Regions from separate parts of the Mus musculus genome. Here regions 2, 3, 4, 5 and 6 are each linked to region 1. Evidence: chromatin loops called from intact Hi-C (ENCODE). Cell type or tissue: heart. All regions are shown on one strand. Region 1 has its middle 5.7 kb from the start of Enc1. Region 2 has its middle 34 kb from the start of Gm41031. Region 3 has its middle 23 kb from the start of Utp15. Region 4 has its middle 28 kb from the start of Gm5086. Region 5 overlaps Gm5086 (predicted gene 5086). Region 6 overlaps Rps18-ps4 (ribosomal protein S18, pseudogene 4).

Evidence for each region. Hi-C counts contacts between places; a loop is a spot of excess contacts. Peaks named below come from ENCODE experiments on the same cell type or tissue, not always from the same donor. Only the 100,000 strongest peaks of a DNase experiment are listed, where the experiment ranks them.
Region 2: it touches region 1 in a loop (2.4-fold over the local background); 5 of 42 quality-filtered maps call a loop at or near these places.
Region 3: a loop joins it to region 1, with 2.6 times the contacts of the local background. A loop is called at or near these places in 10 of 42 quality-filtered maps.
Region 4: a loop joins it to region 1, with 3 times the contacts of the local background. A loop is called at or near these places in 14 of 42 quality-filtered maps.
Region 5: it touches region 1 in a loop (3-fold over the local background); 5 of 42 quality-filtered maps call a loop at or near these places.
Region 6: a loop joins it to region 1, with 2.6 times the contacts of the local background. A loop is called at or near these places in 4 of 42 quality-filtered maps.

The regions. Positions count from the first base shown.
Region 1 is chr13:97,232,858-97,237,857 of GRCm38, forward strand. No RefSeq gene overlaps it. Among named protein-coding and RNA genes, the nearest start is that of Enc1, 5.7 kb to the right of the region's middle. In heart, CTCF peaks have their summits at 429 (motif pointing right) and 2,367 (motif pointing right); a DNase peak (open chromatin) is centred at 2,364; H3K4me3 peaks cover 484 bases; H3K27ac peaks cover 405 bases.
Region 2 is chr13:97,857,098-97,862,097 of GRCm38, forward strand. No RefSeq gene overlaps it. Among named protein-coding and RNA genes, the nearest start is that of Gm41031, 34 kb to the left of the region's middle. In heart, no CTCF peak of the experiment used is centred here; a DNase peak (open chromatin) is centred at 2,204; H3K27ac peaks cover 467 bases.
Region 3 is chr13:98,237,372-98,242,371 of GRCm38, forward strand. No RefSeq gene overlaps it. Among named protein-coding and RNA genes, the nearest start is that of Utp15, 23 kb to the right of the region's middle. In heart, a CTCF peak has its summit at 3,078 (motif pointing left); no DNase peak of the experiment used is centred here; H3K27me3 peaks cover 249 bases.
Region 4 is chr13:97,585,210-97,590,209 of GRCm38, forward strand. No RefSeq gene overlaps it. Among named protein-coding and RNA genes, the nearest start is that of Gm5086, 28 kb to the left of the region's middle. In heart, a CTCF peak has its summit at 2,073 (motif pointing left); no DNase peak of the experiment used is centred here.
Region 5 is chr13:97,568,114-97,573,113 of GRCm38, forward strand. The region is part of intron 2 of Gm5086 (predicted gene 5086); the gene reads left to right. Among named protein-coding and RNA genes, the nearest start is that of Gm5086, 11 kb to the left of the region's middle. In heart, a CTCF peak has its summit at 2,074; a DNase peak (open chromatin) is centred at 2,088.
Region 6 is chr13:97,755,134-97,760,133 of GRCm38, forward strand. Rps18-ps4 (ribosomal protein S18, pseudogene 4) reads left to right here. Exons shown (of 3, transcript NR_152263.1): 3 at 4,959-5,000. It also overlaps the pseudogene Rps18-ps6. Among named protein-coding and RNA genes, the nearest start is that of Rps18-ps4, 6.5 kb to the left of the region's middle. In heart, no CTCF peak of the experiment used is centred here; no DNase peak of the experiment used is centred here.

The DNA.
Region 1 (5,000 bases):
TTTTTTAAAGATAAATTTATTTATTATATGTAAGTACACTGTAGCTGTCTTCAGACACTCCAGAAGAGAGCGTCAGATCTTGTTACAGATGGTTGTGAGCCACCATGTGGTTGCTGGGATTTGAACTCCAGACCTTCGGAAGAGCAGTCGGGTGCTCTTACCCACTGAGCCATCTCACCAGCCCGGTCTGGGTTTTTTGAGACAGGGTTTTTCTGTGTAGTCCTGACTGTCCTAGAACTCACTCTGTAGACCAGGCTGGCCTTGAACTTACAGAGATCTGCCTGCCTCTGACTCATGAGTGCTTGGTGTAAAGGCATGTGCCACCACACCCAGCTGAACATTTCCATTCTTTATTTTATGGGCAAGAATATTTGCCTGCATGTATGGAAGTGTACCTAGTTTTTACATTATCCAAAGAATCCAGGAGAGGGCGCCAGATCTCCCTGAACTGGGGTTATAGTTGGTTTTAAGTTTTCTGGCGGGTGTTGGGAACCAAATCTTGGTCCTCTGTAAGAGCACCAAGTGCTCTTAACTATCTAGTCACCTCTCCATTCTTAATGTTTACATATACACACCTGACAGTTCAGAGAGACAAGAGGCAAGGCAGCTGTCTCTTGACCCCCTTCTCCCTCTCCAGCACTTTAAGTGCAGTGGCTGACAGACAGGTCCTGTGTTCTATGTTTCTGCTTTTGTACCGGTGTTGCCCTGCCCCTCATAACTAATTCTCCAGCCTGAGAGACTATCTGTGGATTCATTGCTCAGGTAGACATCATTTGCTTTTTGAAGGAAGCTCCAATAGGGACTGGATCCTCTAAAAGGATAGTGTGGGAACAACTCCTCTAGTGGGTTGGCTTCTAGACAACCTGCATCTTCAAGGAGTGGAACGCATTGTGCTCTGGGGACCTGTGCCTACCCACTGACAAGTCCTTCACATCTGTAAGCCATTGTCCAATATAAGGCTTTCAAACATTTGCATAGTCTGTGTACGTTGGATTTAAAACATAATGTCACAATTGCTGGGTTCAGCCAAGAAGTTAAAATCTTCCTTTGTTTTCTATTGTATTTTCTCTCAAGATTCTTCCAAGAGGACACATGAGCTCCCCTGGGCCTTTGGGTTGCAGACATCGAAGTGGGAAGATGTTTCTCTTACTACTTGGGGCTTGATCATAGCAGGGGAAACGGTGCCTCAGTCCGCAGCTGAGAAACTGTCTAAACTAAGTTTGAAAGAGCAATTTGATGAAGACGGGCCTTTGCTTGTGAGTTGGTACCAATCTCTACTGGGTACAGTGTGCCAGAATGAAAACATGATCTGGTAACTAACTGTGGAGAAAGGGTAAAGTGGATTTAAAAAAAAAAAAGTATAATTTTAGTCAATTGATTCCAGCTTCTCGTCTGTCACACTGTTATCAGATCTGTCAACATAGGGCAAAGTAAATCAAACATGTCATGTCTTCTCTTCCTATAAATCCAGTGTGTGTGTGTGTGTGTGTGTGTGTGTGTGTGTGTGTGTGTGAGAGAGAGAGAGAGAGACAGAGACAGAGAGACAGAGACACACACAGAGATAGAGAGACAGAGACAGAAAAATAGAAGGAAATGGGATGCTAACCTAGCACTCCAGGGGGCAGGAAAGCAGGCACCGTGAGTGACAGAAAGATAGAGGAGGCAGTGCAGGTCAGTGGTTAAGAACTAAACTCTGAGTAGGGCAGTGGTGGCACATGCCTTCAATCCCAGCACTTGGGAGGCGGAGACAGGCAGATTTCTGAGTTCAAGGCCAGCCTGGTCTACAGAGTGAATTCCAGGACAGACAGGGCTACACAGAGAAACCCTGTCTTGAAAAAACAAACAAACAAACAACAACAACAACAACAAAGAACTCAACTCTGGTGTGGCGAATACCACATCAGCTCTGGATCACCCCCACGAGATTTTAGTCCTTTTGGGGATAGGTAAATGCGGTGCTTGTACACGATATAAAAGCGAGAGAGGTTCAACATTGTTATTAATCCCAGATCTACCTCTGTAGACAAACAGATTCCTGTCCCCGGGCCTCAGGACAGTAAACTTAGCGCTGAAGGAGAAGTAGCAGGAGATTGGCTGGCTGGGATCTGGCTAAATGACCCGGTTTTGTCCGTTGCTCTCTTGTCTGAAGGTCACTGGATGGCCATGTTCTCGGCCATTCTGCAGACCGGCAGGATTCCGGCTTACAGTTTCCTTTGCTCATCTAAACACTGAACACCCGGGGGCCAGAGTAACCCATAAGAATTTGTAGAGCGTGTTCGTTCGCGCATGCTCGTTCTCTTTTCTCCTTTCTGTAGGATGGTTTTGAATATTGACAGACCCTTTGGTACTTGATCCTCACTGCAGCCAGCAGAGGGCACACTTGCTTTATTTAATCCCTCCTGGGCTCCCAGGCACACCCACTTACCCGGCTTTGTTGGGGTGACTGTAGCATGTCTTAGATGACTAGTGGGTATGAGGAGGAGGGTTTTTTGTTGGTAGTAAATTTTACCTAAAAATTTGGGATGTGACAAATTGAATTTTATTAAACTGTGGAAATTGATACGTGGGATTTAAAAAAGACAAACTTGTCAAAGAAAATACATTTAGATGAAATCTATTAAAGTTCTACCTAGAAAAGCACTATTTAAAAATCAGAATGCATGTTGATCTTTCTTCATTTCCTTCAGCATCTGAAGTGTCCCGGAAAAAAACGTAAAAGGAATTGATGGTGTTTGGGGGGAGCCTGGGCTGTCTTCTCCATCACAGTGAACACAAGACTTTGTTAAGAAAACTTCTCACACAGCTGTGGCTGTGAAAAGCTAGCCTAACTATTTGAAATGTCCACTTTTGTAAAGCTAATTTTATATTGAAAATAATCTTATGATGATTGGACGGAGGCTGGTGCTGTTTATGTTACACACGTATATGAACACATATACACGTATACACACGCATATATACATCTATGAGTTCGTATCATTGCTTAGGCTGTGCTTTTAACTTCATGAGAACAGAACACACTCATCAACACCTCTACCTTTTCATTTGATTTACAGTAACTACAACCTCCTGTCTGAGGCTGAGCTGTACCATTGAGTAAAGTCTGTGCTCGCAGCCTGCTATAAAATTATTTAAATATTCATTTAGAAGTGCAAGTTCTTGGACCACAAAGGTCCCTTCTTCTGGTCCCTTCTTCATGCTGAGACCTGCTCAGACACTTGGCATCCCGCCCTGGAAGCACAACATCCAGGCCAAACAAAACCTTCATTTTTCATTGCTTGGAACAACGGTCGATTCTTGAATGTAATTACTTAGAATAAATTAGGAGTTTAGTCCAGGAGCCTTGGGGCACTGAAAAGATTATGAAAAACAGGAGGGGAAATGGTTCAAGATTCCCCTAGGCTGTGTAAGGTCACACCCTACGGCCGCCTGGTGTGATTCTGATAGGTGCCAGGGAACTCATATCATACCCACCCTACAAGAGCCTCAGGGAAGGAGGGAATAGGGGCTCCTGTACCTCGTTTTTTGCTCTGTTTTGGCTAGGCTGCTTTCTTTTAAACATGGATAGCCACTTCATTTATTTTTTTTTAAAGCTAGATTTCTCACAATAAATTGTAAGATTTATTTATTAAAAATAACTACACTGTAGTTGTTTCAGACACACCAGAAGAGGGCATTAGATCTCATTATGGATGGTTGTGAGCCACCATGTGGTTGCTGGGATTTGAACTCAGAACCTCTGGAAGAACAGTCAGTGCTCTTAGCCACGGAGCCATCTCTCCAGCTCCCTAGCTGCTTCATTTTAAAGAATGTTTTTTAAAAATAATCCTTTTTGTATCAGCTTCTTTTTTTAAAGTAACAGAAAAGAATTATTTCTTCATCATCAGTAATAGGCCAATGGCTCCAGTGTAAAACAGGAAGACAGCATCAATAAAAGACAAAAGACTGGAAGACCTTGTGGGTTTGAACATATAGCAGGTGTCGCTGTCCTTCCTGACAAGAAAGCCTGAAGCCAATGCTCCAAGAGCTTTGAGCGCAGCTTGGGGTAGAGTGTGACTTTAGCATGCTCTGGGTCCTAACTTCAATGTCTAGTACTAAAAGACCAAAAATAATCTGGTCCCCATGGGATAAGAGAACACATTCAAGGCCTGCCGGTGTTCCTTCGGTAGCTGAAGGTGTAGAAGGAGGGGCTTCCGTAAGGGTCCCAGTCCTTGGAAGTTCCTTTTTTCTCCTTTCCCTTCCACACGTGTGACCAGGAGATGGCATCCCGGCTGAATGTCCACTTCCTAGCAGAGGTTCAAGCTGATAAAAAGAAAAGTACAGATTCTAGGTGTTTCTCTTGTCGATGGTGGTGTTACCAAGTATTGGAAAAGAAGCAAGATAGGGAGAAAAAAAAAGATTTATTTGGGCTCATAATTTAAAGAAATATAGTCCACTGCAAGGAGGCAGGGTTAGGAGTGTGCGATGGCTGGTCACACTGCCATCTTCAGTGAGCAGAGAGAGGTGAATGCCAGTGGTCAGCTCCCCCCACCCCCAATGCATTTAGTCTGAAACCACAAGCCCGTGGGATGGCTCTGTCTCCATTCAGGGTCAGGGTCTTCCTCCTCAATGGAAACTCTCTGTAGATGCCCTCTCTGACACATGCCTTAAGGTATATCTCTCCTAGGTGATTTTTTTTGAAAACCTTTTAAATTTTTATTTGTTTATTTCTATGTATATTGTAGCTGTCTTCAGACACACCAGAAGAGATCCTATTACATACAGATGGTACCAAAAGAGGGCATCAGATCCCATTACAGATGGTTGTGAGCCACCATGTGGTTGCTGGGATTTGAACTCCGGGCCTTCAGAAGAGCAGTCGGGTGCTCTTACCCACTGAGCCATCTCACCAGCCCTCCTAGGTGGTTCTAAATCCAGCCGAGTTAACAATAAAGATTAGTCATCACACCTTGGGTGGGCATTTGGCCCTCTGCCATGTTGACTCTACTGGGCCTGGTTCT
Region 2 (5,000 bases), 620 kb after region 1:
CTTTGGGATGGAAGGGTTCCTTTCCTAGCCTTCAGAATCTTCATCCAGAACCATGGGCATCTGAAATCCTTCCCAGTCTCATTCTTGAGAAGGCACTATATTAGCATATGAGCCCAGACCCTGATGAGTACCCATTGGAACTGTCATTCTGGATGCAGTCTTGGATTGCAAGACATAGCAGACAAAGTTCTCACCAGCTGAGATGAGAAGAGAATGTTCGCTGAGCAAGGAATCAGGATTTAGCTCTGTCTATCACAGAGAGATGAGGGTGGCACCAGGGGAACATCTCTGTGTGCCTAAGCTCCTGATGGCTGTGTGAGAAGCCAGCTGGTGACACTCTGGTCTTGAAGAGGCCAGAGCTGGTATTCTCCAACATAGGGTTAAGCCCAGGATCCAACTGTGTGTACCCTGAGACCCAGTTCCCTCTCCAACTCTGCACATCACAGGGATTCACAATGAATCCTTCTTGCTTCCTACTGTGGTTTTTTTCTGCACTAAAAGGCTTTGGCTTCCAGGCTGCTTGTCTATTTATAGGTTAGCAAGCTGTGTTCCCATTGTTTGGGGTCATATAAAAAGATAATGGTTATTTCACCTTGCAGACCTGTGTGTACATGCCAAGGACTGATTTCATTATCCGTCATCGCGGAAGGGTAAGAGGGTGTTGTGTGAAATTTTCTAGGTCAAGAGGTATGGAAACACTTATATGTAACAGATAAGACACCAGTGACCAAATAAACTATTTAATCTAAGCCTGCCTTGGTAAGTCAATGGATTTCTTCGGATGACTTTCAGGAGTGTAGGTGAAAGTCTACATTTAGGAGAATGGGTAACTTAATGGTAGCTGTCTGTTATCACTAAAGTCTCACTTGACCACGGGAGGCCCCATCTCCTCCAACCACTTCCTGTATACTCTAGACACTCCCCTAAGACTATGCACAGCTAGAGAAGACTATATATGTAGCTGAGTGGAGCTGGAAAGAACAGGAAGCTCAAGTGAGAATCCTCCTTCCCCTTCTGTGGGGAACTGTAATAGGTTTGATCTTGTGAGAGTTTGCTCTGGGTCAAGCTGAACGTGTAATGCCTGGAGAACAGAGTTGCACTGCAGCGGCCAGCTCTTCTAGACTAACGTTTAGCTGGCACTGCCTACGGGATGAATACTCTGTGTAGTTTTTAATGGGGAAGCAGAAGCCCTCAGGGAGATCAACAATAGACTGATCTTCATCATACTCAAAACTAAGCAAGAGCTTTCTAAGATCCGGACTGTGCCTCCTAGGACAAATGGCAGGGGACTGTGCGTTTTCCTTAGACATCGCCTTTGATGATGGGCATTATCATCTGGTTGAACCTAGGCTATTCTTACTTCTTGCTTTGGAGGCTGAGAATCCCACCACTCTTTTTCCCAGACTCCCCTGAGGGTAGGGTGGCCATGGATCTGATGCTGAACTGTGGGAGAGAAGAGGAGGCCTGGTGGTTTATGAGGTTTTTGCTAGGTTGACTGCAGACATGAACAGGTACCTCCTAATCCCCTTCTCATCTCTGTGAGACTGAAAGGAGGACCTCATACATAGACCTGCAGCAGCGACCTTGTGACCACGAGATAGGAAGCATGCTGGAAAAATCACAAAAGAATTGCAAGCATTTCAGACTCTCTCTCTCTCTCTCTCTCTCTCTCTCTCTCTCTCTCTCTCTCTTTCTCTCTCTCTCTCTCTTCCATGTCTCCTCCCCCCCCCACTTCTCTTTGTGTCTTTGTGTCTCTCTCCAGGGTTTTTCTGTGTAGCCTTGGCTGGCCTGGAGCTAGCTCTGTATTCCAAGTTGGCATCGAACTCAGAAATCTGCCTTCTTCTGCCTCCTGAGTGATGAGATTAAAGGTGTGCACCACCACCTCCAGGCCAAAAACTCTCTCTTAGGACTCTTCTTAAATTTGATGTATGGAAAGAAAGATAAATCCTGAGTTGTTGAAGCCACTGCAAAGTGAATTCTTGTTACATGTGTCTCATGTGCCTTTCCTTTTTTTTTTTTTTTTTTTTTTCAGAAATGTAGAACATTGGTTGGACAGGATGGGAGTCATGGGGATAAAAGAGGAAGGAGCCGAGACTTGGAAGCCTTCCTTGTTGGCTGCTGTTGGCGAAGCAGGTCAGGACAACCAGAACTGATTTGCTCTGGGGGCTGCTGTGTGCTGCTCTGTCCTGGGAAGGGTGCCCTTTGCACATCTGGCCCGGCCCTCCAGACTCTGGAGTATGGTCTTGGGGCTTCCAAGTCCCTCCTTCAATCCCTGCATTCTTTCTGCCTCCTATGTTTTAGCATAAGTATTAAGTGGCTTAGGGAGTATCATTGTTTTACATTTCAGCAGAAGAGAAAAAGAGCAATTAAGTAGTCATAGAGGGATCATTAAACATCCGACACAGCAAGCCAAGGTAACTTCTTCCTGAGTTGTTTTGGCCCAACCTTTATAAAAGCCATTGCCAAAATGTTCACCCTATAGCTAGTTTCTCCTTATTAAAAAGCTGTCTGCTGAGTGTGGAGTTGAGAAAAAAAACCAAGGCTAGACCACTGGGACAGTGGAAGGTCCACAGTGAAGTGGGACATTGCCTACTGGAAAGATTAACTAGAAGTCTAGAGCATGGTCCCTAGTTACTCATTATGGCGGGGCCAGCGCATTTCATGTAATCTGCCGAGTGTTTGCACAGCTTTAGGGACTTGGCCTGGCTGGGGCAGGGAGAGAATGAAGGAAGGACAGACACAGGAGAAACCACAGACACACATATGCAGAAGAGCTGGTATGCTCTCTGATGGAGGAACCTGAGCATCCCGGAAGCTCAGCCTGTTTACTATATATCGTTGAACAGGGGGGTGGCTTATTGCATACAGCTGAACAAGCCTGTGGGGCTGTTACACACAGATAGGAAAGCCCAGATTTTACATAGAGCTGAGCCAGGAGGCAGGCTTAGCTCATCTCAGTAGGATTGGCCTCTGTAGGAGAGCAGTCTTTAAGCCAGAGACATCTGGGGGACAAAGCTACAGTGGAAATATTCTACATAGCCGATCAGTGCTCTCACTAGGTCCCTGTAGAAAGGCTTTGAGCCTCACCCAGGGCAGGCTTTGTCACTCCCATAGGCCTGAGGCGCTGGGTTCCTTGACTTGGTCAATGTAGTAACTACACACATTCACTCAGTACTTTGTTCCTCAGCGTTTCCTCTGCTTTCCACAGGACCCATTCAAACTGAACCCAGTGGCCATTCTTTCCACCTTTCATCCTACTTGATAAGCTCTTGACTCAAGACTCTAAACTTTAGAGCCCAGTCAGGTACAGGACTCACACTCACGCTGCCTGCCCGGGCTCCCTCAGCCTTGTCTCAGGGTATTGGCATATGAGAGAATCTCATGTAGTACAGGCTGATCTCTAATTGACTGTGCAGTCAACAATGACCTTGACCCATGGTCCTCCTGCCTATATCTCCCAAGGGCTGGAATTAGAGATGTACATCACCACACCCAGCTTTCTCTTTTCTTCTGAACCTTGCAAAAAATTTGCAGATCGAGTGGTGTGGATCTGGACATCTGTCTGGGACATTGCGGGAATGAAGAAAGGGAAGACCCGGGTCCTGAGTTCAAATCCCAGCAACCACATGGTGGCTCACAACCATCCGCAATGAGATCTGATGCCCTCTTCTGGTGTGCCTGAAGACAGCTACAGTGTGCTTACAGAGAATAATAAATAAACCTTTTAAAAGAAAAAAGAAAAAAAAAAAAAGAAAGGGAAGACTCGCAGATACATGTACAGAAAAGCTGGAGCCAGCTGCAGTGTACACACTCTGATGGAAGGGCACCTACTAATGGCACACCCCTGAACCTTAGCTTGCTTATTTTGGACAGTACAGTGGGGAGGGGGTGGCTACTCTTGGAGGGACGTTCTTGTAAGTCAGCAGTCTCAGACTGTGAACACATGGGAGGAGGAGGAGGAGGAAGAGGAGGAGGAGGAGGAGGAGGAGGAGGAGGAGGAAGTTGTAGTTGTATTTCTAGTCTTTTTACTCACGGAGTACTCGCTCACACATAAACCTCTTTGAAAACCATTGCCAGAACCTAAGCCATCCTTTGCTGTATGAGGAACCGAGGCCTTAGCATCCTCGACATGGCCTTGCCCGTGAATAATGCACATTCCCTCAGGACTTGCTCCACTCAGACTTCCTCTGCTCCCTACAGTTTTATGCTGTCTGTCTGTCTGTCTGTCTGTCTTTACATTGCAGTCATTTTCGTTGAGTGTTTTTCATTGCAGAGATTAAAGCAATCTCTTTATTTCTGGGTAGGCTAAAAGGTTTCTTCTGAAATCAGCCTTTGGACTCTCTACATAATATATTGATTGTATGTGGAATACATAGAGATCTAAGCCTTATCACCTCAAGAAGGATGCCATCATTGATGTGCCACTCACTGGGTCACTGCAAGAGCCCAGGTGACAAGCACTACTCAACACCACATCAGTCTGAGGGGTTTTGATACAGTTGAAGTGTCAGAGGACCAATCGAATGATCTAAGGCCATTGATGACAACCTGCTGCAGAACCTGTGCCTGCAAACACTACTGAGGCCTCTTGCAGGAGATTCCGAGAGACGTAGGAAAGAACATCCCAGCTCCTCCCCATTGCCTCCCCGGTGTCATTGCTAACTCCACTTGAGAGGCGGATGTTTATTCTAAGGTCATTTCTCTGTGACCCCTAAAACTTTAAATATCTTCAAGTTTCATAACCAGAGTTCCCAGCACCAAGAGCATCCAGACATGTGGGGGGCCATCCAAAGCCTGGTCCCCCAGCCCTGTACCTGAATCGCTCACGGAGTGCCAGCCAAGGATGAGATTCAAATCTGAAGTTTTTTCTCTCAACAGTATTTATAGCAGCATGCTGGTTACTGTTTGCCTATTTCATTCTTGCTATAACACTGGTGACCCAGTGGAGGGACAGCCGCAGCAGGTGCCGCTGGGGTGCACAGAAGCAATCGAACCTCAAC
Region 3 (5,000 bases), 1.0 Mb after region 1:
GAAATAACTTGGTTTAGCACTTTTTGGGAGGTTTGGGTGGCTTGCCCACATATATGTCTGTGTACCATGAACTAGAGAAGGCCAAAAGGGGCTTAGATGTCATGGAACTGGAGTTACAAATGGCTGGGAACCACCATGCGGGTGCTAAGAATCAAACCTGGATCATCTGGAAGAACAAGTACTCTTAACCTCTGAGCCACCTCTCCAGCTCCAAGAACTTGATATAAGGCATCTGCTTATAAGTTGCATGGTGTCACTTCTGCCTTGATTCTATGGAATAAGTCAAATTGCATGCCTCCTCCTGACCTCAGCCAAGTGGACATACCGGAAGTGAGAGACCCAAGGCGTAAGGCCAATTCAGAGCCAGAAAGGTGGAGATCTGGAATACACACACCAACAGGGTTTGCAAATGCATGGGAAAAAAAAGTGCAACCTGGGAACAAACATGTTTGCCATGCTTGTCTTTATTTGGCTGACTTTAGGAACGAATGATGGACATTTTCTCCTTTAAGTTCTAGATCTGTCCAAATGGCATGAGTCTTGAAAGGGTTAAATAATTCATTAGCACAATACTCAGATCTAAGACAGGCACGATTGCCAGGAAGCAAGATAACCTACGCACATTAGCAGTGGCACATTCATACAATAAAACATTAGTGAGCAATAAAAACTAAAAAGGGGTAGCAAGCCATTAAAGATGTGGAAAAAACTTTATTAAATGCATTTGCTAACTGTCGTGGTTCCTATATACTTGGTCCAGGGAGTGGCACTATTAGATGGTGTGGCTCTGTTAGAGTAGATGTGGCCTTGTTAAAGTAGTTGCTTAATCCTAAGAATTCACATGGTAGAAGGAGTGAACCAACTCCCACAAGTTGTCCTCTGACCTCCACACACATGCTGTAGCACTTGTGTGTTTGCATGCATGTGTGTGTGCACATGTGTCTGTGTGTATGCCTGTGTGTGTGCATGCATGTGTGTGTGCATGCGTGTGTGTGTGAGAGAGGGCATTCCTTCTGGGACATCAGCCGAGGAGGAAGGTCAGCTGGGTGCTTTCTCTGCCTCCCTGAGCTAGCAGGCTTTCACCCCAGCATCTGGCTCCCAAGTCTTCAGTAGTAAAATTGAACAATTGGAATTTTATTAAAAAAAAAAAACAGAATATAAGCAAATAGAAGAAGCAGGGACTAACTGGGGAAACAGAGGCAGGGAGGGGAACAAAGGATATCAGCATGTGCATGAAGACACCATGATACAACCCATTGCTTTGTGTGATAATCCGAAACATTGTGTAGAAAAGACAATGCCTTACAGCAATATTTATAGGAATTTGCCAAACTCATTAAATTAGCATAGCTTATGCTCTTAACCTTTTGGACAATAAAACGATCATATACACCAAGCTAATACGATTCATTTGAATAGGGAAAATCTGAATTAATAAATGTTTGAAGATGACAACATTGTTATGGTTTGAATCCGGGCCATCCCTCAGAGGCTCATGTATTTTGACACCTGGTCCTCAGCTCCTGACCCGGCTTTATAAGTATCATGAAATATAATGTGGTGATGGCTGCAAGGTAAGGGTAAGGCGGCAGGTACCTAGCAGGCCTGTGCAAAGCTGTCCCCTGAAAAACCATGCCTGGTATGAGAGGTTTATGTCGGGGAAGGGAGGGAAAAGGGGTAGATGCAGACAGAGCCACGAGGACAGAGAAAGCAGGAATAAAGGATAGAAAGAGAGAGAGGCCGGCTCTCGTGGGGAACAGAGAGAGAAAAAAAGAGTGAGAGTGAGAAGGAGGGGGAGAGAAGAAAGAGGGAAGAGAGAGGAGGGGAGAGGAGAGGTGAGGGGAGGGGAGAGGGGCTGGGATAGCGAAACGTCCTCTTGTACACTGCCAGGCCACCTGCACCCGGCAGCGGCACAGGTAGCAACGGTGGCATGTGATGACATAACTGCTGCTAGTTCTCTGGGAGGAGTCTGTAAGCCAAGAATGAGGTTATGGAACTTTTGGTGTAGGGGTCCTAGCTGGTGGAAGTGGCTCACTGGGTGGGTCTTGAAGGCTCTGCCTCCGATTCCAGGCTCACGGTCTCTGTGTCCTGGCTGGTCATGACGTGACGACTCCTGCACACTCCGCAGCCATCATGGGCAGATCTGTCTGTGACCCCTATGCCTTCCCTGCCATGGCAGAGTGTACGCTCTGAAATCACGAGCCAAAATAAGTTCTTCCTGACTCTCGTACACTCCTTCACTCAGGTAGGAGTGTTGAGAAAAGTAACAGAGACAAATGCCATCAAATTTCCTAGTGTAGCACCAGTGAGCTAGGGGGAACCACCCTCTTGCTTTCTTCTCATTTGTATAGACTGCAAACCATACCAGGTACTCTCTTCTTACTTCAGTTGATCTCAAGTCAGTTATACACCTATTTTACCACTTTGTATACCTCATTTACTCAGAAAATATCCTTAAGAGCTGGGTAAATAAACTCAGTGTTAGAGTCCTTACCTAGCACCTGTGATGACTCAGTATACATACAGTGCATGCACGCGCACACACATACACACCCACACCAATATAATATATATATGTGTGTGTAGTATATAATATATATAAAAGAAAACTTGAACATAATTCTTACCTAAATGAACCAATGTTAGTAATTAGATAAGCTAAGAAGAAACTCAAATAAACCAAAAAGAAAAGAAAACCAAAAGAAAAAACAGTGGCGTTTTCTGTGTCACCATAGTGTTTTCTGTGTCACCATAGCCTTTCTCCCAGCAAGCCTTCAGGGGACGCCATGTTTGCCCCATCTGGCAGATGTGCAAGCCAAGCCTGTGCTTTCCCAAGGTTAGCCAGCGCATGCTCTTCCCATTATTCCACGTGGTTGAGAAGCTTCATCTTTTAAAATAGAGCCTTGGTTAGATTTGTTTCCCTATTTCTGGTTATAATCTACTAATAACTACATCTATTCTTTAAATCTACTTGGTTAGCATAGCAATAAGCAAAAGGCTTGTTTGCGTTCCTTCTGAGAACTTCAGAGAAGGCGCAGAGGCCGGTTTCTCACGCTTTTCTAACACCGCCCTCTTGTGGACCAATAGTGAGTTGCGGCACCATTTCAATGTCTCCTGATTAACAACTTCCAGAAAGGTTTTCTATTTGAGTTGGATCTCATCGAGAAATGAAAGCTATCTCCGTGTTACATTATAAACTCTAAATACAATGTTTCTCTGCAAGGCAGCACCAAGTGACCATTTACTCAGTCCATGGTCAGTAAGCACCAGAGATGTATTAGGCAAAAAGTTAAGAATACAAAAGTGAACAAGACCATTCTCTGTATTTATACAACACAAAACATTATTTTGTGCACTGCTCTGCTCGGAAACGTGCACCTTTTAAACTGGAGACTTGAGCTCAAATCCAAATTTGCCACTAACTAAGTGTATGACTTTGGACACATCACCTAAACTGTCACCCAAGTGTCATTGTGTGCAGAACTAGATACCAGTATTACCTGCTCTATCTAGATACCCAGTGCTCTGTGAAATATTAAACAGTGTGTGTGTGTGTTTCAGGAAAACTGATATTTCCTTGGATGAAGGAGCTTCAGGGACAAGGGGTAACCAGGCACAGACCCTGCAGTGAGAGAAAAGACTCGTTCTCCAGGATCCATGGTGATAATACTCACTCTTCAAATGTACCAAAGCTATAGAAAGCACTGCTAGGTGTACAATTGCTTGTACATACAAAAACCCGAAATCCAGGTTATAATTGATTGTAGATGTAGAATTCTGAAAGGCGTCAGAATGCCCATCTGCAGGGGACTGGTTGCAGTGATTGTGGTACCGCTGTACAGTGATGTGGGACACAGCCTAGGAAAGAATGGGGTAGAGCCACAGGCACGGAGGTATCCCCAGTCTCAGTGCAGCCTAAATGGAAAACTGGAATGCACAGCTGGAATGCACAACTGGAATGCACAACTGTGTGCTGCATGCCCCCATCTGTTTAGAAGCGAGCTAAACACATACAACTGTGTTTAAAGATGTGCCAACTACAGGGGGAAGAATATTGTACTTATTGGCTTCTGAACCCTCTGTCTGGATGCTAGAATGTCTCCAGAATTGCAGAGCTTCGTATTTAAAACCACATTTCCCAGAAACCTTTGCAAATAATGTCCCGGATGAAAACTGGCCTCCTAGATGAGATGGATGTGATGGTTAATCACAGGTACGGACTTGGAATCACCTGGGAGAGAGGCCTCTAGACGTGTCTCTGTTTAATGAGGTTTAACAGAGGAGAGAAGAGCCACCCTGAATGTGGTTGCACCATCCCGTGGGCTGGAGTCCAGGACTAAATTGCAAAGGGGGCGGGGCATTTGAGCCCCAGCATGCATCTCTGTGATTTCTGACTGTGGACCTGTGTGAGCATCTTCCTCACACTCCTGCTATCATGACTAGAGACACTCTCTCCATTGTGTCTCCCTTGCCCTGATGGATTGTTCCCTTACACCACTGACTAAAATAGACCCCTTGCCTTTGTTAGGTAATTTGTTATGAGAACATTAATACCGCGTGCTGACACCTGACTAGGAAGGCAGGGGTAAGGAAAAGCCAGCTTTCTGCTTGTTATTGTCCACAGACAGGAGATGGGAACTGAGAGGTGACAGTGACTAAGCCAACCAAGGTCTAGTCTCTAGCTTGCAGATGGTGAAAGTCACGGCCTTCTGCTTTCTGGGGCTGTGCTCTTGAGCAGTGGCTCCATTCCAACTCCTTGATGCTGTCAGAAAGCCCTAGTTCCCTATATTAAATCAATCCTTGTGTGCACCAGCTTTCCAGCTCCATTGACAGTTCGATACATAGGAAACAGGTACTTGCTCTGTTGTGTTTAAGATGAGATGTCAACCTGACTGCTCTAAAGGAAACCCAGATAACTGGTACAGCACTAGCACAGGTGTGTCTGCAGGGTTCTCTGAAACATTCGCATTTCAATCAGTTGACCTAGTTAGGAAAATCTG
Region 4 (5,000 bases), 350 kb after region 1:
GTAAGTTGCCCAGGCAAGTCTTCAGCTTGTACTTCTCCTACTCAATGCTCTGGGTTTCTAGAATCACAAAGCTGTACTGCCAGATCCTGTCAGATACTACTACTACTTCTTCTTCTTCTTCTTCTTCTTCTTCTTCTTCTTCTTCTTCTTCTTCTTCTTCTTCTTCTTCTTCTTCTTCTTCTTCTTCTTCTTCTTCTTCTTCTTCCTCCCCTTCCCCTTCTCCTCCTTCTTTCTCCTTCTCCTTCTTCTCTTCTCTTCTCCTCCTCCTCCTCCTTTTTCTCTTCCTCCTCCTCCTCCTCTGCCTTCTCCTCCCCCTCATCTTCCTCTTCCTCTTCTCCTCTCTTCCTTGCTTTTGGAGACAGTGTTTCTCTGTGTAGCCCTGGATGTTCTAGAACTCACTGTGTAGACCAGGCTGACCTCAAACAAAAATACAGGGGTATCCTCTGCCTCCCAAGTGCTGGGATTAAAGGCATGCAGCACCACACCCAGTTTCAACTATTCTGTTCTTAAGAGAACAAACCTAGCTGAACCTCAGGGGTGCCTTCTTTCCTTGACTATTTTTCTACTCTAGAAAAGATCTGAGGCTATGTGAAGCATGGTTTATCATATCTCAGGAATCAGGCTTCAGAAATAATCACGACTCAAACAGACTCAGGGACAGGATAGTGTAGTGGCTATGGAAGGGACCATGAGAAGATTACATCCATTGGCTCTGTGAGGAGTTGTCATGGAACCTGCTGCCACTGTGCTTTCTGGATACTGACTACCTCAGATACAATCTTGCAGGTCCCAGACAGTTGTCTTGGGAAGATCCATACCCAACAACAACGTGGTAAAGCCATCATGAGAATGACAAGGGAGTCTGGCCAAGAGAAACATAAAGTAGAGACCTGTGTCATGTCGCCTGTGAGCTCTAGGTATCACAGACACGGAGTAAAAAGGTCAGAGAAGAACCGAGACTGCAGAAGCTGAGACACTGTTTCCATGGCCACCGTGGCCATGCAAACAGTTTTACCCAGGTAGGCAGTAGACAGTATTAAAATGGCTCTCTGCCAGATGGAGCAGCGGCAGCTCAGGTGGCCTCTGGCTAGTGCCGCTACTTCCACTGGCAGGGTGGGTGCTTCTCTTGACCATCTCAGAACTGTGGAAGTTGATCATCCCAAGATGGAATCTCTCCTGTCAGGCCTAGACATATGGAAAATCAGAAAGAAATTACAGAGCAATCCTCACGCCTGCTTGCTGGAGATAAGCACTTTCTAATGACCCAACAGTTTTTCCTCCTTTCTGAACATACTCTATACCCTACATCCCACATATGCATGCACACATTTCTAAAACAAAATTTACCTTTAACATTCTTTATGTCTGTATAGAATCAGACAAGGCGTTCTAAATAGACTCCTACAATGAATTCATTCCAGTTCCTGCCTCAGGTCTATATGACCAATGAACCTTGTCTCTGCGTCAGTCTCCTTTTCCTCTCCCAGTCTATCATGACACAGACATTCACATTTCTTCATGGAAAGGACATCATTAGTATATCTATGACGCATGTTTTCTCATCGTCGGCATTTAATTGGCTGAGATGTTCACTGTGACTTTCCCATACATGACCAAGGCAACAATAGAGAGGCCCTCATCACTGAGAAACTTTCCAAACAGTTTCTAAGCTGATCTCCACTCAGCATCCAACTTCCCTATTCCCTACACCACGATCTTATATACAGAGTGTGATGGATAATCTGGGTCGTCAACTTGACACACCTGGAAAGAGAAGAGAACCTGAGATGAGGAATTGTCTCCATCTGATCTACCTGTGGAGTGTTTCTTCCTTGCAACATTTCTAATTGATGTTGGAGGGTTCAGCCCACTGTGCAAGGTACCATCCTTAGGTAAGTGAACATGGGCTCTATAGGAAAGGTAACAGAACTTGGAGATGGAGAGGAGGCAGCAGTTAAAAGCCCTTGTTTCTGCAGGAGACAGAGGATGGAAGAGTGAGGAGGTGGAGGGAGTTCAGCTCCCAACACCCAGGTTGGTAGCTCACACTGTCTGTAGCTTCAGTCACAGGGGGAGCTGATGCCCTCTTCTGGCCTCCGTGGGTACCACACACATGTGGTCTATATATGTAGACCAGGCACAATTTGTCTACTCATGCAAAAATAAATGAATTAAAAAAAAGAGTTAGAAGAAAGGTAGTAGAACTTGATCCTGGATGCAGTCTAGTAAGCAGTGCCCCTCCAAGGTCTCTGCTTCAGTTCCTGCCTCCAGTTCCTGCCTTGGCTTCCCCTTTGATAAGAGACTGTATCATCTCTAGGCTGCCATGATCTCTTCCCCAAGTTGCTCTTGGTCATGCTTTATCACAGCAACAGAAAGCAAACCAGGACACATGTTTACCAATCAGTAAGGCAGGGGGTAGGGATGATAGGGACAGGACACCTTCCTGATGCCAGCTCTATCCTGGGAGACTGTCACCCATGTTCCTCAATCAAACTCTTTGTTGTGCTGGGTTTTGTTTCTATAAAATTCAAACAAGGCATCAAGACACTGTGTCAGAAACTTTAAAGAGTCAGATGAATCAGATGGTTGGGGAGGAAGGGAGGGAGGGAGGGAGGGAAAAGGGAGGGAGGGAGAGAGGGAGGGAGAGGAAGAACAGAGTGAGATCTCTGACTATGAGTGGGCTAGGAGCACTTTTCTTCCTGAAGGTGTGCAACTAGCTGCAGTTACCAAAAGAAATTCAGTACTTATCAAATTAGTAGGCTTAGAAAGAAAACAAAAACAAAAACAAAAAAATACAAAATCAAATCAAAACAATACAAACAAGCCCTCACTCTGAACTGTGGATCAGGAGAGGTAGCGTCAGGTCCTGACTGGAATGCAGCTGAGCTCAGAGCAGGCAGGAGACTGAGCTGGCCTCTCTCCTTAGGAAGAGCATCCCCCTAAACCCCCTACCCCCACTCCCCCACCCCCACAGGAAGAAGCAATTCACAGTTATTATGGTAGGCTTAATAGGGGGAGATTTCCATTAAGTCAGAGGGGTTTCTGAGTCAGCCCATTGATTAACACCACTTGAGAAGCACCAGGGGCGGCTGTGAAAGACATTGTCATTCAGCAGGTTGAGGCCAACCTCACCTCCCCTAAATGCAAACTTGTGGATTTGCTACAGAGTCCCTCAAATTCTCAAAAAAAAAAAAGCCCTTCTTTTGACCTATCATGCAGTACAGTCAGGAATGCTGTGGTTTGAATCTCAAATATCCTCTAGAATCCATGTTCTGCACATATTGTGAGAATATGCTACTGCCTTGCGAGACTGTGGACCCTTCACAGAATGGGGGCTATTTGTGAGATGCCTTCAGATTGGGCAGAGCTAGGTTGTTTAGGGTCTACCTTCTTTATTTTTTAAAACTCTCTCTCTGCACCCCCCCCCACGCTCTTTCGTGCATGTAAGATCATACCCAGGTGGCTGCAGCAAGTGCTTTTGCCTGCTGTGCCATCCTGCCAGCCCTCAGACCCCCCCTCCCCCGCACTTTGGAGATGTAGCCTTGTCCTGATATTGGTCCCCCTCTTTGCTTCCTGGTTAGCCATCGTGGGAACATCTACCAAGCATACTTCTTCCTCCATGGACTGAGTTATCCTAGCATGCCTTTCCCAATATTATAGACTGAAATTATGAGCCAGAATACAACATCCCCTCCCTTATATTGTTTCTGTCAGCTATTCTGGTCACAGTGACACAGAGAAGTCGCTGATACAGAGAAGTACTGCCTTCCCACACTCCTTTGTCATTTGTGTGTCCCTCTCCCGTGTTCTGTGCTTCTCTAGATGCACCCACAATAACAAAGCCCAACACTTCTTGGACCCTCATTTCTGTGGTTGGGGTCTGTGTGACCCTCTCCTATAAATATGGTTCGCCTCCTTCAAATGCACAGTGCCGAGGGCTGGGCCTGATTGTGGCTGTGTGTGTGTGTGTGTGTGTGTGTGTGTGTGTGTGTGTGTGTGGTAGAATCCTTATTGCCTTCCTGGATGGACTGGGTTAGCTATTGGGAGAGTGAGTTGCTATTAATAAAGGCTATGCTACTCGCTGGGCTTCCTGGGCTTGGCCTCTTTCATACATGCCGGTGTTTCCCCCTTTCTCTCTACCAGGAGTTGGAGTACCCGAGGCCCTTCTTTAATAGGGCTACCTAATCTGGAATATCTCAGACCTGAGAGCCAAAAGAAACCTTTTCTTTATATACCACAGGCATCCTCTGATAGCACCAGAGAATGGACTCAATCAGATTTATATAGGAAACCTAAGGAAGAGAGAAGTTAAATAACCGCCTCTTTAGTGTTAGTAGCTATTAAGAGAAGCAGGAAAGAGGGTTTATCAGAGCCTGGATTCTTCATTGCCCTGTGCATTCAGGCTGATATAGTTGGCTCCGTACCTTTTCATGGTCTCCTGTGGAACCTAGTGGCCCTTTACAAGTTCATCTACTGAAAAGGTCAGCTTAGGAACTTTGGGAAGGTCATGAAACACTTGCCCCTCTGTAAGGGAGAGGCTAATTAACATTTCTCAGATCACAGGACGGAACTGATCTCGACCTCGGGTGGGGACACATTCCACAGGAAGACTGTTGCCCACCTTCAGACAAGGGAAGTCACCTCATTCCCTAAAGACCAATCAGTTTAAAGGGCACATTGTTCCACCAATCATATTGTGCCTAGTTGCTGATGCTCTATTCTGCCCCTGGAAATCACATAAAAACTCGCAGAACAGGTGCTGGGGGGTGCCGCCTCTCCTTCCGGGGACGACCCCAGTGCACTGGAACAATAAATTCCTCTTGCTTTTTGCATCGATCCCATCTCCATGTGGTTCACTCAGGGGGTCCCCAGTAAGCTAAGGCTCCCCAGAGTCTTACACTACCACCTCCAACACTCTCCCTGGCCTTTCTGAGGCCCTTAGCCCTTTGTCAGGCTTTTGTTAAAGCTCATCTATCTAGAGCCAGGTGCTTCTGTCCCTTGAA
Region 5 (5,000 bases), 340 kb after region 1:
TAACTGCTGAGCCATCTCTCCAGCCCCTCAGTGAGAGGTCTGTAAGTAGAGGAAAATCCCAGAGTTAGAAACTTTCTATATCCTAGTAATGGCTTATTTCCTACAGCAGGTGTTAGAAGCCTTTGTATTTTCTCATCTGTGATCACAAAGTAGAGTGGGGGTGGATTTTAACCTTCATGGGAGAGCTTGCTTGGGAACTGTGGGTGAACAGGAAGTATCTTTATATTCCTAAGTCCATCAAAATCTGCCACAAGAGCCTAGCATTAGTGAGTGTGGCTCCATTAAAGAGGGATGGGAGGTGATTCTAATTGTGAGCCCAATGCTTTCAGAGCTTTTCTTCTAGTTAGTTGGAATTCTAAGAATCTGTCTCACAGAAGAGAGAATCAGAAACATAGACAAGATTTGTGTGGGTGATATTGCTTGGAAGGGTATTTTCCTAGCTGGGAGAATATTTTTCCCACGAACTGGTCACTGAATCCCAATAGAGGGACAGCAGTCTTGTATTAAGAGTGTCAACTTCTGGAATGGTGACACTTATAAAGATGAGGGGCTCTAATGATGAGCCGGAACTGGACAAAGAGATGACTAGACTGCTTAGCCAGAGTGGGAAGAAATGATCAGTCCTGCCAGGGAAGGCAGGGCTATAGGAACAGGACATCTGTAGGGGTGATGCAGGAACTATATAGAAACTTCTGGACCTGATGGGCCAAAGTTTGGGTAGCCTCCAGGATCTAACTGTGTGAGTTTACTTGAAAGAGAAAAAGAGGAGGGATACAGGAGAGAGGTTGGATGAGGAAGAGAGAGTGGTATCCATCTGGTCTTTGGACAGAACCCAGTAGCATAAACATGGGCTTATTTCCACAGAAGGCCCCTAGAATCCAACGATTCTACATGGAGATCAGGGACCAGTAGAGCAGCCTGGCCTGAAGTCATGTAGATCCAACTAAGATTTCGGTAAATGGATCTATATCTTAACGTGGTCCCAGGTAACTTGTGTGGACACTGAAGCTTGGCAAGTGCTGAACGTGGAGATAAGCATGGCCATTACATCTCCGAGTGTGAGAACAGCTGTCCACCTTGAATGTCCCTCCAGTGCAGCCCTTAGTTGGGACAGAGCATGGAAGGGGGCTAGCCTCAGTCTTGGGTGTTTGGGGGAGGAAGAATCTTATCTGGAACTGAACTCTCAGGTGAGTGTTTAGATGGAGGAAGACAGTATAAAGGGCCAAGGAAGAAGTGTGGATGAAAATTAAGATGAACATACGATGTTCTGGGAGGTCTCAAAACTAGCACTGAGGTAGGGAGACAGAGCATCTTGGATCCACACACCCCAGTGATACATGCTACAGGTGAGGCTTTGTCATATTCCTTGCTAGGTAAGACTTGGCAGTCTCAGTTCTGTATGCTGCTGTCATGCTCCTCGTTATAAGGTAATGACAATGGGATGCTATACAGTTGACATCACTGTTTTTCAATTCTTGGTTTTTGCCCCCAAACAGGCTCTCGCTGTATGAGTCTGGTTGTTCTATGTTGTTCTATGTTTGTAGACGAGGTTGACCTCGAATTCAGAGATTTACCTGCCTCTGCCTCCCAAGTGCTAGGATTAAAGGTATGAGCCATTACACCTGACTTTGTTTGTTTGTTTGTTTGCTTTTAAAATTTACTTAGAAGAAGGACTGAAAGAAAAATTCCTCATTTTTGTATAAATTTAGATTTTATCCTTTCACATTTTTGTACTTTGAAAAAAAGTAGTGCAATCCAGCAACTTTCAAAGTGCCTCTTCCAGGGACAGTGGGCCTCTCCCTTTCTCTTCATATCTGTCCCATATTGTAGAAATAGGCCATTTTTTTTGTAATTAGAAGAGAACAAAGGAAGCAAGAGATGAGAATGAAGACTGTTCATCTGATGTGCCCTGTACTGCTAGCCATGTACATCCTCTGTCACCCTTGGCCAACCTTGTTCTTCTGTGGAAACACAATGGCCCACAAGGTGCAGAAGACAGTTAGGAGGCCCTGGGGAACAGGAAGTACTACAGAGCTGTAGTTCCAAGCTTAGCAGGGTGGGTCTTAACAATGTGTCTTTCTAGAACTCCATGGCCCGTCCTGGTGGGAGGAGGGGCTGAGTACAGGAGGCTGCCTGCTCCAGCAGGAAGCCCTCAGTGTGTCAGCCAACAAGGGATTTCCTTCCTGTAAATGAAAGAACTATGTGAACCCAAAGTTATATCCCACCAAAATGTCACCTCTCCCATGCCAGACAGAAGGAGTACCCCTATTAATGCCTGCAGTATTTGGCCAGGATGTTTTTCTGGGCCATTCTCAGCACCTGGTGCAGCCATGGCCCATCCTTGACCTTTCTGTGTAAGTAACAGACAAGAGTAATTGTAATTACAAAACAAATAAGGATGTGTTTCTGAGATGCTGAACAGGTTTGTAAAAGAATATGTGACATAATTAGCAAACAAGAAAATGTATAACGTGACCTCAGTACATATGGAAAAAAAGATCTCCCTGCTCACACTGTAATAGCAAGCCACCTTGATCCTGTAAACATGGTGAATAATGTTAGAGAGTTGCTGAGCTCAGGGCAATTAGAAGGTTAATAAGAGCACCCTTGTGCCACTTGCTTGGTTTTTTGTTTTTGTTTTTAAATAGGAGAGCAATGTGTTTGGAAACCTGGTGGATACTTTCTGAGAAGGAGGCATAGAGATGAGTTCCTCACTGAGCAGCACAGTGTCTGATGGTAAAGCAAGAGCCCTGTGAGAGCAAGGCTCCTGATGGTTTCACCTTAATAACACACACACACACACCTCACACACACCTCATACACACACACACACACACACCACACACACACACACCCACACACACACACCACACACACACACATCTTATACACACACACACACACACCACACACACACCCCACACACACACACACACACACACACACACACACACACACATCCCACACACAGAGGCACACAGACACACAGACACAGAGATATACCACACACACAGACACACACAGACACACCACACACACACACACACACACACCACACACAGACACATAGACACACACATACCACACACACACACACACACCACATAGACACACAGATACACACAGACACACACCACACAGACACACACAGACACACCACACACAGACACACACAGACACACCACACACACACACAGACACACCACACACAGACACATAGACACACACATACCACACACACACACCACATAGACACACAGATACACACAGACACACACCACACAGACACACACAGACACACAGACACACACACACACACACACACACCTCACACACACACAGGCTAGGGAGATGGCTCAGTTGGTAAATTACTTATCTTGGAATATTGAAGATTTAATTTCCATCCTCAGAACCTCATATGCTTACCAGATAAGAGCATCAACCCAAATGACCAAGTTTGTTGTTGTTGTTGTTGTTTTTAATTGTTCACAGACTGTCCACGGACCATCTTCCCTAAAATGGGTTTCAAAGAACAGCCTCCATGATGTGATGTGAAAGATAAGGCTTTTATAGCCCAGGAGTAGGGGGTTTCCGAAGGAGATTTTTGGCAGGCAAGCAATCAGAGTCACAGAAGCAGAAAGCAAGCATACCACGCTCATAACAACTTCCTGAAACAATTGCTGCTCCTGGAACAGGCGGTGTAGAATCATTTGTAGTTAAGGTTACAGGTGAGGCATAGGCCAGTCCTTGAGAAATAGAAGTCTAATCCTAAGCAGGGTTGGGCCTAGTTTGTCTTTACTATAAAATGACTTTTAAGCCCACAGTGGGGACAGGCTGGTTCATCAAACCGACCTTTGAAAAGTTGAGTGTTCCGCTCTGGACCTGTAATTCCAGCACCAAGGAGGTAGAGACAGAGCAGTCCCTGGGGCCCGATGGCTGGACAACTTAGCCTCCTTGGTGAACTCTGGGCCACTGAGAGACCCTGTCCCAAAACTTAGGATAGGAAGTGGCCATACCACAACAAACAACACACATCTTTTCAAACCCACACTTTTAAAAGACCTCTTTAGTTGTCAGAAAGATCTCTGCCCCACCTGAGACTCACTCGATTTCTCCAAGAAAAGAAGAAACATTGCTCGGATCTTTCTGCCAGTTTCGCACAGGTCTCCCAATTTACAGTTGTGGCATGTCGGGCTGCTTATTGAGAGCCTACAGCTGAGTCTTCTGACATACCTCTTAATGGCCTTGACCCTGGCTAAATACAAACTAGGCCATTTGTTGGCTTATTTGCCCTTGTCTGTGTCATCAGCTTTGACAGATGGTGGTCAACATGGTGACCAACAAATGTCTGCTGGGCCAGCCCTCCCTGGGGTCTGCCAGGAAGGCTTTTCCTCGTTTTTGTGCCTCTGTGGCTGTTTTGTGGACCTCAGCTGCACAGGGAGGGACTCAGACAGGCAGCTGGGGAGGAGGAGCCTGCCAGGTGGGGGGAAGGAGACCAGAGGCCATTGGCATAGGAACAGCCAGGGAATGTCAGGACGAGGAAGGCAATGCTGCTCTTCTTCCCTTCTCCATAGCCTTGCCCTTCACACCCCACACTGACCCATTAGGGCTCGTTTTTCCCTTCCAGGCCACATATTATTTCAATTTCCACCATTTTGCAATTGGATGAAAGAAGGTAGGTTCCTGTAACCTGGGAACAGACTCAGGTGCGTGAGAAAAGATGACGCACAGCATAGTATTAGCAATACTTTTAAAGATTCTCATTGTTTTCCAGATAACGACCTAGGTAGTTTATATGTAAATTTTGGAGAATCTAATGTAATAGAATATGCAAGTATAGCTGTATTATTCATTTCTGCAGCTTAGAAGAAGCAAGCTCTTTGTTCTAGGGGGAGAGGGGCCAGTGCTGTTTTGCTAGGGGCTGAGTCGTCTTTCTTTTCTAAAAGGTAAGCCAAGCCCTCTACAGCGGTAAGTTGATTCATAAATCACCTAAGCTCCTT
Region 6 (5,000 bases), 520 kb after region 1:
GCCATCCCTCTAGGTTCAGCTGAAACCAGGCCGAGGAGACCATTGCTGAGTCCCTGTTATACAACAACTATGTGTGTGGCTTTGCCAGAGGTTTTTTGGTTTTTTTTTTTAAAGATAGTGTTGTACTACGTAGTACAGGCTGGCTCTGTACCCACAAACTGCTTGCTTCTGCTTCCTGAGTGCAGGGATTGAAGGCAGACATGCTCTTTCATTCTCCCTCCCACCAGTGTGTGTGTGTGTGTGTGCGTGTGCGTGTGCCTGTGTCTGTGTGTCTATCGGTCTGTGTTTATGTGTGTAGGCTTATATTCTTACATCTAATAGACTCCAAAGGGAAGCTCCACTGCACATCATCTGAGGGATGGACAAGTACGTGGCTATTTCTACTCAGTGGAATACTTATCTTTTCTCATCAGGACACCAGGGTTGAACCTAGAGCCTTACAAAGTTCCAACCTAATAACCTAAACAAACACTCTACCACTGAGCTATATTCACAGCCCCTTTCTTTGACCTTTGAGACAGTCTCACTAAGGTGTCCAGACTGACCTTGAACTTGCAATTGTTTTCCTCCTGTTCCCTAGTAGCTAAGCCACAGGTCTGAGCCAATGAGCCCAGCTATGAACACTTGACAGTAAAGAGAAGTCAAGATCAGTCCTACGATGGGGAGCTCTCCCAGCTCTGATGCTGAGTAGACTAACGGATGTTAAGCATGTATATATCATCTACTTAAATTGTGATTATAAAGGACAAAACCAACCAATAGATCTATAGTGCTAGAGCCCAGAGCAGTAGTCATCTTGGTGGCTGGGGAACAAAGATGGGTTTTCGGTGTTACTGATGGCTTCTCTGAAGTATGAGCTTTCAAAGTTGTATGCTTAGGGCACGTGCCCTTGGGTGGACATGTCTACGTCTGCTCATATGCCTCAATAAAAATTATATATAATAAAAACATATGGACTTGGGATATGTGTGCTTGATAAATGACTATGTAATACTTATATCCATAACATGTAATACTTCGATAAAAAGTTATTTAAAACAAAATGTGAAGATTTATAGAAGTGTCTGAAAGTAAAACAGTGGAAGCTGATAGAGCAGGTGCCGTGCACATGGTTAACCCTTCTCGAGGGCCCTGACTCCAGCCTGCAGGGTTCTCCTGCAGTTGGCTTTGCGCCACCCTGGATGATGGAGGAGCACTTTGTACAGAAGCTTAGTGGTTTCATTTGCTGGCTTCTGTGTTCTGCTGCACTAGGCAGGGCTCCTGAACCCTCAGTGTCTCTCACACGGGAGCTTGGTCAGCATTGTAGAGGCCCCAGGTGAGGGAAAGAACACAGTGGTAACTGGTAGCACGTCCTGAGTGAAAATAATGGAGGCCTACAGATGAGATTCTGTGGTCTCCTAAGCCTTCGGGGGCGTCTCCCTAGGAAACATCAGACCCTGCTGTCTCTATCTACCTTCTTGGCTTTCTAATTTGAACCTTAATTAAAATTTCAGTTTGGCTTTGTGGGACTTTGTGACCACGGGGAATTTTTCATCTCCAAAATGGTGTTGATAATAGTAAGGTTGTCCTGGAAAATGCTCACCCTGTAAGATTATGAATGCTTCTGACACTTGTGATCATTCTTGCTCTCTTCTGCCATTAATGTGTGATATTCTTGCCTTGTCTAACATTCGAAGCGATTGGCCTTTGAGGTGTGCCAGCTATCGGAAGACACAGTCCTCTTACAGAACACTGTGAGAAAAATCACCCAGCTTCCAAAATGCATACAAAATTACCCAGCACGTCTCCTTTAGAAAACAGAATATAGAGAAAACAACTTTTGGGGACAACGGACACAGACTTCTGAATTATTGGCTCTTTGAGCAATTTCCCTTATGGGATATATTCATGAGAAACAAGGCCACAGACCACATGCAGCCAAGAGACAACCAAAGCCTTGTTGTGTGCCTATCTCCGCTGAGGAAGGGAAGGCAGGGCCCCTACAATTTTAGAGCACAGTTAAGTGATTATCCTACAGTTCAATGCTCCTGAAGGCAGCTGTACATTAGCCTGGAGGAGAATGGAGCAATGTCTTTACAGAAAAAGAGATCTCAGAGTGGAATGCAGGGCCCGGCAGCGTGCCATGAGCTCACTGTTTTTGGCAACAAATGGAAACAGGGATCCAAGAACAGCAGCTGCCCGGAAGCTTCCCAGCAGGAAGTGGCAGCACCCACAGCATCAGAAAAAGCCAGGTCAGGTGGGCCCTGGGTGGGATCTTTAAGGGTCTTGAGGCTATCAAGACACAGGCTGACTTGGCCTTATACTGCCTCTGGGTCTGAAACACATACAGCCATCACTTGCCTAATACGATTTAATGGCAAGAGAGTTAAGTTGAAATCTCTAGAATCTGTGGAGTCTTCAGAGTCATTCACAGGAGTCATCTCCCTTCTCCAAGCCCACGAGACTGTGGAACATGTGCATGGGAAGGGGTGGAAGATGAGCGTTGTCAAGGTTACACAATGAGTCCTGCCAGTCCTGTAGAGAAGAGGGAAGGGACTAAATCCCAAGTGTCCATTGCTGCAGTTTCTCCTCTCCAATTCTGCTGCTCTCACTATGCTAATGTGGAACTCCCACAATTTAAAGATTAAATTGAGTCGGGGCCAGTGATGGTGCATGCCTTTAATCACAGCACTCAGGAGGCAAAGGTGGATCTCTGAGTTCAAAGCCAGCCTGGTCTATGGAGCCAGTTCCAGGACAGCAAGGGCTGCACAGAGAAACCCTGTGTCTCAAACAAACAAACAAACACATACACAACAACAAAAAACCCAAAACGGCAACAAAACCACATCAAATGGATACAAAGTCTTCAGTACAAATGGGACCTGAGACTCTGGTGGCTCATAGGAGAAGCAGAACTGAGCTGCCTGCTGCCCCACATAGGCCCTGGCTGTTTTGGGGGTTTTTGTTTTTCACCTCTAGGTGACTCTCCCAGAAAACAAATACTCCCTTCCAGGAGTAGCTGGAGAGTTAATAAATGAACACAGAAGATGAGCTGTTGGGTGCTGTGCAGCTTTGCAAGTGAGCAAAGTCAACAACAGCAACATTCGCAAGGGCAGAAAGTGAATCCAACAAGACGATCTCTTTCTCCGCAGACGAGGTCCTCCAACTCCGGCAAAAGCTACCATTCTTTCTTGCTCGCATACCTAGAAAACTTGTACTTCCCTTGTGCTTACTGGCTAGAACATTTCTTCCCCACCCTGATGCATCCTGATTCTTAAATAACACGTTGTTGTGTTTATTAAGCAGGGTATGAGTCCTAATAGGTTTCAATGCATCTTCTACTTGATCTTCCCCTCAGCCCTGGTAAGGGAGCAGCGTCTTTACAGGCCATTGTACCAATAACAAAATGGCCACAGAGCCATCTGACTCCTCAACCCTGCCATTCTGGAACCTTCACTTCAGGAACGATCACGCAGTAATGGAATCAAGGCTCTATTGCCACCAAGAATCGCTGAAGCCCGAGTCTAGCAGCCCAGGGTTTGTGAACACCTTCTAGCTTTTAAGTTTTAGAAAACTGTAAATAAGGGGGACGGTGTTGATCAGCTTAGTAAGAAAACAAGGACAGAGAACGCAAGTATGGGGATTTTGGAAAAGCATATCCTGTCTGAAGCCAATAGACTTCAAGCATGCTTTGTGGCATTAGTTTTAGAACATAAAATCCAATCACTCTTGTGGACAATTGGATGGAATGAAGACAAGCACAGCATTGTCTCTGAACAAACATTCCCCACATAGGGCGGTTCCTGTGGAAACAACAAAAATAAGCCAGCTTAGTTATGCAGCGTTCACCTTCCCCAGGCTGTACACAGGGCTGCTTCAGAGAGGGCAGTAGGCAGAGCCAGCCACATAAATCCCCAGGACAGAGTACTTCAGGGCACAGAGAAGAGCCACACCTCTCTCATCTGTGATATCCAAGTCAATTTCTTAGTATAGTTAACTTCCTCAATCTATTCAGACCACTTGCTACAAACCAGTTTCCAGTGTTGAGGACGTGAAATGGGTACTCAAAACAATCCTGTTGATTGATCTGACCTGGTTTTGCCTATTTGTTTATTTGTTCATTCTAAAAGAATTCTGTTCTCTTGGGGTTAAAAAAAATGGCTGAAAACAAGGTGTCAAAGATGTCTATATCCAGCCAGGCAGTGGTGGCGCACGCCTTTAGTCCCAGTACTTGGGAGGCAGAGGCAGATGGATTTTTGAGTTGGAGGCCAGTCTGGTCTACAGAGTGAGTTCTAGGACAGCCGGGGCTACACAGAGAAACCCTGTCTGGGGGGTGGGGGGCGCAGAAGATGTCTATATCCTTGTGAGAATTGTCCACATCAGTGAACAGCTCTCTATAGGTACTAATAGGAGTTGGTTGGATAATTTCTCCTGTTCACCGGTCAAGACTCTCTCCTCGACCCACAAGATACTGGGGAGGGAGAACCCTGATTTCGTGGGTGTGTAACAGAGCCCTGCGCCCCTCCACCATTAATTCAAAGGAGCAACAAGGAGATTATTTTAAAAGCTGAGGGACAGTTACCAAAAAGGAGGTAGGGATTGACATCAGACATTCCAGATTGGACATCTACATAGCCAGTGGGCCAGATACCATGCCTTCGTAATATCCTTCCAGAAAAAAAAGGATGACCTACATTGTCAGAGTGGGTTGAGGTGTGTGAGCTGAGTGGAGGGGGAGGGGGGGCTTTGCGGGAAGCCTCTGCCTCTCACTTCTATGTATGGTTTCTGCCGTCCCCAGGGACATGAGCTTCTTCCTTCTTCTCAAATGTCTTGCTGCAGAAATGCTCCCAGTTTCTCTCCAATAGATCTTCAGAGGCCAGTGCTCTAGGGTCCTCATGACCTTCCTAAAGGGGTGAGGGCTTTGCAGGAGTTATGTCATTCTCGAATCTGATTGGTTTATTTCTTTTTTTTTTCCATAGGTATATAAACTATTTATTAAGAGCAAAGGCCCAGAGACTCAT